Regions from separate parts of the Homo sapiens genome. Here region 1 is linked to region 2. A link is a loop called in an ENCODE intact Hi-C map of the cell type or tissue named here. Cell type or tissue: HepG2. All regions are shown on one strand. Each heading gives the region's core, and the rest is flanking DNA. Links, peaks and the distances in the headings are about the cores only. Region 1 has its middle 440 kb from the start of SH3GL2. Region 2 has its middle 260 kb from the start of ADAMTSL1.

Region 1 (4,404 bases), core at 250-4,249, 200 kb after region 2:
ACACTCTTAGCTTCATCTTTAGACTATGTTTTTCTGACAGTACTCTAAATTTGATCTTTGCTGATAAGCTATTTTTTAATTTTAGTATCATTTGTTATTTATAGAGGATGAGAATTTTGAAAACAACCAAGTCCTGACTCCTTTTCGTTTAACAATCCTTCCCCCAAATTATTTCTCTTCTCTCATTTTACTGTTATCAGAAAGAAGAAACCAGGCAGAATCTTCAACACTTTACTTAGAAGTTACCCAGTTCATTAGACATATTTTTCTACTTTTCACATAACCACAGATCAGAGTGTTGCTAAACTTTCTGCCACTACATAAACAAGAGTCCCCCTTCCTCCAGTTTTTCGAAAACATTTTCTTAACTTTCCTGCACTTTCTCACTCTCAGTGTCTTGAAAGCCAAAAATTCTATGACTAATGTGTTCAAGGTACTTTAAGCTTTTATTAACATTCTCCTAAAAGTACTACAGCATTTCTAGTTTCTGCCCACTACCTGGTTCCAAAGCCACTCCCACATTTTATGTATTTGTTATGGCAATGCTCCCACTTCCAGGTGCCAAAGTCTCTGTTTATCTATTGATACCTCGCAATTTATCCCAAAACTTAGTGCCTTAAAACAGCAAACATTATCTTGGTTTTTATGAGCCAAGAATCTGGGTGCAAACTAGCTGAGTACCTCTGGCTAAAAGTCTCTCATGAAACTGCAGTTAAGTTGATGACTGGGGCTGTGGTCTCATCCGAAGACTCAATTGGGTTGAGGGAGTGGGGAGTTTAATTGATGGGGTTTGCATATGGGGTTTATCAGTAGGATTCAATCCTTTCTTAATACACGGGCATCTCTAAGTTGCAGTTGGCTTCTCCCATAGTGATCAATCAAAGGGTGAGTGAGGGAACACTCAAGAAGAAAACCACAGCCTTTTATAATCTAATCTTGGTGACATTCCATAGCCATATTCTACATTCCATGCCATAGTCTATTAGAGGGAATTACTATTCATTCAAAAGGAGTCCATAAATAAAGGCTACATTTCAGAAGGGATTACAGAAGGGCATGAATGCCAGAGGCAAGGATTATTTCAGACAGTCTTAAAGGTTGTCTGCTACACTGTCTCAGAGTCTGTATGAAGATTAACAGAGTTAAACATAAAAAATGCTTAAAACATTATACGGTAAGTACCATATAAGTGGGCTCTTATTAATATAAGTACTATCACCACTACTGTGATTATCTTAAGCAAGAGTCACCAAACTTATTCTGTAAATAGCTAGTTAGTAAATACTTTAGGCTTTTGAGTGCACATATCATCTCTGTTGTATATTTTTCTATATATGTGTAGTTTCTTTTTACAATGCTTTGAAAATGTAAAACCCAGTCTTAGCATGAGAGCTGTACCAAAAGAGGTCACTAGCTGCAGTTATCCCTCAGGCCACAGTTTGAAAATTTCTGATATTAAGACACAAGTTTTAGAACAACAAAGATAATGGTATTTTTAAATAAAGCCTGACATTACATGTGCATTGATCTGACAGGTACAATGCTATTTTAGCAGAGGGAGATTACTTCACATGCCAGGAAAAGACAGCCTGTTCCTGTAAGAAATGACACAATCTTTCTTTGCTGATAGAATTTTAATGGCGGCAGGGAAAGAAACAGAACCACATAAACTAGGGTGGAATTTGGGAAGTTGGATATAATTACCTAAATTGAAACGTAGCCAGTTCACAGCTCCTCCAGAGGGTGAAAAATCATGTGACCTATTAGATTTAAGAAAAAATTTGATCATAATTTCATGTTCAATTCTAAAGACAGGATTTCCAACAAAAATGCTCGCAGACCGTATCATTGGAGCTATACATGGCTTCGGAGCCAAATTTAAGAGAAGAGAGGTGCCACAGATAGGACTCCATGAGTAGAGGGGGAAATTGAACTCTAATTTCCTTGATGGTCTATCCTGTAAGGTGTCAACATAATTTTTCCCAACAGGCTTCTCAAATTTGGGGGGATTACAAAACAAACTGTCAGTGCTGAAACTAAGCAGGTGTTAAAAGCAGGGTCTGGGAAAGCAGGATACTCCCCCTGCTGGATTTAGAAACTTGGAAGCATATTCCAAAAAACCCACAAAACTTCAGTATGTACCTAACATTCAGAACGAATATGAAGAGCTCTGTCATCTTTTACATAATCACCACCACCTTGTATTTTATAGGGCTTTTAACTTTGCAAAGAACAACATGAACAAGATATTGGGCATGAATATCCTTTGTAAACTATAACTTGCTATAGTAGAGATGGAAAATAGGTTTAATCTTTTGTGCAAAATCTGATCTATCTGGAATCATTGCATGGGTCCCAGTGTTGAAAAGTTTGAGTCCATGCCTGTGCTCAGCTAGAAAAAGAGAAGGGAAAGTATCCAGTGATGTGGGAGGATGTAATAAGGGTACATATGCTAGGTATCTGCCATCCAACTAGTATGAAAGTGTATGGTGTTATCTCCCCCAGTTTTTTCATATTTAATTCACAGAAAAAATATTTTTATGATTTGAGTCACAAATTTTGCTACAAAGCCAGCTTCCAAAGTTTGATTATACTGACCATAAACATGACGCAGAATACTGGTCACCTGAACGCAGGGACCATATTCTGCTGGCCATCCACCAATTTGAAGTTAAATTTTATACCCTAAATACCAACACAAATTGTTAGGTACTTTTTTTGTACATGGCACCTTGATGGGACATGGGAGATTCAGTCTAAAAATGTAACTGAGTCTCTTTCTTCTGGACTAGTTTTATCTCATAATTTGTATTCCATTTTATAATTATTCACTATGTGCACAGAGTTGGTAAGGGGGTCAGGAGTGGGATGGAAAAATTAGAAGATATCATGTACATCAGGGTCTCTGTAATCAGGTATCTTGCAAATGTTGGGGAAAATATTTACTTACAGGACTCTGTTCTGTGCTTCTGTGAGTTTCAAGTACAATGGAATCCATACCACACCATGAAGACCATCAGCTTGCAAAAGGACAACCGATACTAGAAACTATGACAAGAATTATCTATGTTTACTGACATCAAGAAGAGGGGCCACTTGACCCAAGAGTTCACGACAATGACAAGAACTTTCTTCTCAACCCACTTAAGAGACTGTAAGGACAGCTAGGAGCTGGGTACTCTGGTATTCACAGATACTTGAGTCCTAAATTCAATGACAACTAATTGTGTTTCTGTTTTCACTAGAAAGAAAAGGCAGCCATTAGAGTGGATGTACATTGAATACATGTCTTCTGACTCTCTCTCTTATGTTTACCCCATAACAGGAACATTCCCGCCTATTTAAATCCTTGAGGAAGTTATTAAGATTGTATAAATGATCAAGTATTTGTTACCTGGCATACAAGGCTCTGCAGACAAGATTAGATCTGCCATAATAACTAAAAGAAGCCAATCACTTAGCTGCCATCCTGGTTTTCAGAGATCTTTATTATGTTCAGCAAGACAGCTGGAGAAAGGGTATGGCAATACTCAGATGAGAAGTTATCAGTCTTGACTGCACATTACAATCTCTTGAGGAGCTCTTAGAAAGACTGGGTTCAGGTCCTCTCTTATCCTAATCTCATTGGTCTCGGGAGGGATCCAGGCATATTTTTTGAAATCATAGGTGTTTCCAATGAGCAGCCTAGGATGAGAAGCCCTGGTCTTGTGGGAAGAAGCTTAGGGTCAGGCAGCCCTCAGTCCATATCCTGCTCTACCTCTTAATAAGCGCAGGACATTACAAAAATTCCTTAAACATTCTGAGACTGTTTTATCAACTGTAAAATGGGAAGAATACCCACCTGACTAGGTCATAGCAAGACTCAAAACAATAATACGTGTCAAGTGAGTGTGTAGTCCTTGTATCACAGACAGCTCTGAATAAAAGCACTAACCAAAATGAGCTCTAGGATCAAAATGTCTCTGCTTCTGTGGTTCATCTCCAAGCTTTGGGTGACCCCAAGGGAGTGGCAGGAATAGGAAGAAAGGGAGTTGTTAATAGCTAGAGGCTAAATTTTAACTCAGTTATCATCAGCATGTGAAATGAGATCACCATCTTTATGTAAATTCCCTGCTTTCCTTTAGAAACTTCCTCAGGCCATTTACCATCTTTCGGTTAGATCCCTCCCAGCAGAGACAGAGATTGAGAGAGAGCACCAGAGAGAAGCAAGCATGAGCCTAGACACACCTGTGTTCCAACTCATTCCCATGTGTACCAGAGCATGCTGCTTCCTTTCTCCCAGTCTCACTTCCCTAGATCAATAAAACTGGGATATTAATACCTGCCCCATGTGGCTATGGTGAGGATTTAACAAAATAAGATTTAGCATACTTTTTGCAGCATAGTATACATTCAATTAATGCT
Region 2 (4,404 bases), core at 268-4,267:
CACATTTAAAAATGAATTTGGAAATGTTTCCAGGAGTGGTGGTTTTACAAGAGGACTCATCACAGATTTTTTCACAGAATCTTTCCTAATCTTTACGAAGGTTTGAGGCTCTAACTCAGTTCTCGTAATGGACTCTCTCTTGGTTGGAAAGAAGACAACCCAAAATTCCAACATTTGGTGAGTTGACAAAAGTGACATGTGGTGTCTCTTTCATTCTTGTAGCAGCTGTCTCACATGAAAGGCAGTGAATCAGAGTTCTCCGTGAGGACAGCAGGAGCTGGTCCCCCTGCCTTTAAGGTCACTCCCAGAGTCTTTCCCTACAAGTTGGCCTTGGCATCTGCAAGAGCAGCAAAAACAGAACACACAGGGGCCCTCACACCACAAACCTAAATAGTCTAAAAGTTATAAGCCAAGCTAATAAACCATTAAATAAAATAGTCTACCTTCCCATCTTGACAAATATACCTCTATGACAACAAAATTGAAAAAAGGAGTGCAGCTATGGGATTTTTTTTGATTGCTAGTCAGCAAGACATCAAAGATGACTGATATTCATTATTACTGTGTATGTCAGCAGTTCTTTTGACAGGCCAGTAATGTATAGATGAGTCATAAACACATATATAACTCATAAATATGTTTACTTCATAAAATACAATATTTCTTGTCTTCATTTTTATAAAATACTTAAGTTATTATAGTTAAGGTTTTCCCATAAATTTCCTTATATTGACAGTAATGCTAAATTAGATAATCTTTTTTGAATCATCATAGTTGTTAGATTATTTTCAGTATTTTCAATTTTGACAAACTTCTTTATGTTGAGGCAGTAACTACTGGAACTGTCAAAATTATTACAGTAAAATAAATTCAGAGATGGCCACTTTATGTATTATTTTATGTTCAAATATAACATAATCATAAATGATAAACTATATTGGCTATACAAAATGTAACAATATTTTAATTTAACCATTCCAATCGCCATCTCATTCAACTTCTGCCCTCTTTCAAAGTAATATGTAAATCCATAAAGAATTTAGTTGTTGTTTTTTCAATTTTTTCAATGCTGAGTTATAAAGAAAACCAAACACAGCAGGATGTTGCTCAATTTGTTAAAATCTTCTTTCAATAAAGACTACTGCCTGATCTACGGTGGGCAGAAGATAATGTCTACAGAAAGTGTATTCAGGGTCACATACATGTAAATCTTTCCCATTATAGAGTGCATGACATTTATTGGAAAGCTTTTGTGTGGCTTCCTAGTTTCTTTCTAGGTAGTAAAACTATTTTCTCTAAAATGTTTTGAAATATTTTTAAATCACTTATCAAATGAAGTAACTCTACTTTGATACTTCTGGGTTTTTATGAAATAAAACTTTTGTAAACATTATTAATAGCAAACAACAGTTCACATTAAATGACCATGGATACACAAATTCAAAGTTAGCTTCTGCAAAGACTATTATCAATTCTTTCTTTGTGGAACTGTTGTTATATCACATAATTGTTGTAGTATATCTTTTCTAAATTTAATCTAAACATTTTAGTAACATTTAGTTGGCATCGCCATCAGATGTCAAAAAGTAGCTTTAAGGTCAATTTCAATGTATTTCCTTGGGATGTTCCATATTTAGACAGATTCAGAAAACAAAGTACATCATCTCTGAATTGTTCCAAAGAATATCATTGCTTTGGGTGAATTGGAGGCTATACATCCTAATAACAAACACACTACATAACTTCAAATAAGCTACTTGAAAATAAACTGTATTTGAATTTCGAAGAGATTTTATGATAACATGTACTATAACTATGCTTATCTAATTTAAAAACTTTTAAAATATATTTTCTAAATGTAATTCTGGGTTTATTGATGGAGAGAAAAGAGGAATACTGCTGTTAGAAAGAGAAGAAAATACAGGTGATAACTTGACCATGAAAAATAAGCCTACAGATCACTAAGAGTTGACTTTGTTCTTACAACAAAAATACACTAAATACGTAAAATTTTAAAATTACAATTAAATTTCTTTGGGCGAGGGGCGGTGGCTCATGCCTGTAATCCCAGCACTTTGGGAGGCCCAGGCGGGTAGATTGCCTGAGGTCAGGAGTTCGAGACCAGCCTGGCCAACATGGTGAAACCCCATCTCTACTAAAATAAATAAATAAATAAGCAAGCAAGCCAGGCGTGTAATCCCAGCTACTCGGGAGGCTGAGGCAGGGGAATTGCTTGAACCAGGGAAGTGGAAGTTGCAGTGAACCGAGATCGCACCACTGCACTCCAGCCTGGGCGACAGAGCGAGACTCTGTCTCAAGGACAAAAAAAAATTATTTGGACTCAGATTCTGTCTCAGATCTCTCAGGTACAACTTCCTCTATCTCTGAGGTTTCCGTATGTGCTATCTTGAAAACCGTCAATTCCCTATAGAGATATATCAAAGAAATAGATTTCTGAAACAGCAGCACAGAACGTCCTCATTTTCTAGTTACAGTTATGAAGTAACAGAAAACAAAAAGACACCTTTATGCTTTAGTGTGAGCTCACTAATACCTAGTCCCAGGCTCAATCACCTTTTCAGCATCATCTCAAAGGCAAAAGTTTAGCTTCTCACTAAGTTCTAACGGAAAACAACACTAGAGGGCGCTGGGAGTTTGCAACTTAGGACTGTCTTCTCACCCAGGAACACAGTGTTTTGTTCTCCGAAGGATACCAACACCAATTCAATCCCTGAAAATGTCCGTTATCATCACAGTTCCAATGAATCAAGAGCGTGATCCTACAAATATGTTTTCCCTGAATACAAAAGGGGAAAGAACAAGAATCTCACTGGCTTTAGCAGTTTAATAGTGTACCATCCAATCAGGTGAAAAAGATATTAAATAAATTCCAAGGAGGGGAAAGAGGGAAGAGCAGAGCTTGTAGCTTACAGTTTCTTTCTTTCAAGTCATGTGGTAAGTGAATTTTTGGTGTGAGCGTTCATGAGAATTTCTGCCAAAAAATAAAATGGTCAAGTCTTGCATTAAGTCAGGCTGAGTTGATGTTCAATACACTAACGGCTAAAGATAGAAGTTCCCATTATAAATCACATCTCAAAATGCTAGTAATTTGCATTTAGGACAATGAACTGCAAATTCTATTCAAAAGGTAAAATTAAAATAAGACTTTCAGGTGTTGTTCTCTCCCAAATCTTTACAATCTTATGACCATTGTGGGGAAAAAATTTGTGGGGAATGTTGAAGCACATCTTACCTAGTCTCAGTGTGACCTAAGGGTTATCGTCCACACCAAAAAGGCAAAAGGCACCCTAGAGCTAGAAGTTGTCTTCCCTTTGAATGGAAGACAACTCAAACTCTAACTACACATTGTGGGAAAGCTATGATGTAGTAGCCTCTCATACTTTTGAAATGTATACATTTTTACAACGGCCCAACATCAATTTGCATATGGATTTGCAATTGCACATGCAATTGCAAAGATAGGATTTTACTGGTGATTACAACAACAACTTTTAAAACTACACTTCAGCCTGGCCAATCCAGTCTTCTCCAAGACCAGCACTACAGATCTGGCTGTTTGACATAGTGACAAGTAAAATATTACTTTTTCTATGAAGTTGTTTCATTTATATGTTTGGTCAAATCAAACTAGTCATAAATACATTTGCTGAACATAATCTATCCTAAGCCTTTTCAGTGTTTAAAATTATGGACACACTTGGAATTTTGTCATGTCACACAAGAAACATTGGCCCAGGAGGTCAAACATGGTCATAAAGTTCATAAACACGTCAATCTTCCTCCTACCACAGAGACTTTGAGTTTGCTGTTCAATCAACCCAAAGCAATCAGTCTTCTTCAAGGGGACCAGGAGTAAGTCTTCCTTTTTTTCAGGAACTGGTAGATTAAACATGGGCGCAAGACTCAAATACATACACGTTAATACACACACCTTGTCCAGATTTGGTTCCAGAATTTTTTCTGGTGCCTAAATCTGGTCACAGTGGACTTGTTTCTTCTCTTAACTGCTTTTCATACAACCCTAGGAGAGTCCCAGGTTCTGTCCTTGAATGAGACTTTCATTCCTGGCATACTAAGTCAAAATCAAAATGCACTTCCTGCAGAAACACTGTCATGAAAACAGGGGCACTTGAAGTCCCACAGTTTGTAGCTTAACTGGGTTGTTGAGGGCTGGCCTAAGAATGTAAAAAACATTTCCAACATTTTTGCTTTGGGAATGTGTAAGTTTCACTATCTGATTTTCAATGGAACATTTGAAGCAATACTTGTAAAGTGCAAAGTTTTGTAAAGGAAACAGATAAATATAAAATTACATGGAAGGTATCTTTAGCTTCAGATGCTGAAGGGACGGTGAAATTCTCTTCTAAAATAAAAGAAGGATTT

The links. Hi-C counts contacts between places; a loop is a spot of excess contacts. Peaks named below come from ENCODE experiments on the same cell type or tissue, not always from the same donor. Only the 100,000 strongest peaks of a DNase experiment are listed, where the experiment ranks them.
Region 1: it touches region 2 in a loop (5-fold over the local background); 3 of 110 quality-filtered maps call a loop at or near these places.

The regions. Positions count from the first base shown.
Region 1 is chr9:18,015,028-18,019,431 of GRCh38, reverse strand. It overlaps a transcript of ADAMTSL1 not described here. Among named protein-coding and RNA genes, the nearest start is that of SH3GL2, 440 kb to the right of the region's middle. In HepG2, for the core only: a CTCF peak has its summit at 2,081; no DNase peak of the experiment used is centred there.
Region 2 is chr9:18,211,670-18,216,073 of GRCh38, reverse strand. It overlaps a transcript of ADAMTSL1 not described here. Among named protein-coding and RNA genes, the nearest start is that of ADAMTSL1, 260 kb to the left of the region's middle. In HepG2, for the core only: a CTCF peak has its summit at 2,645 (motif pointing right); a DNase peak (open chromatin) is centred at 2,643.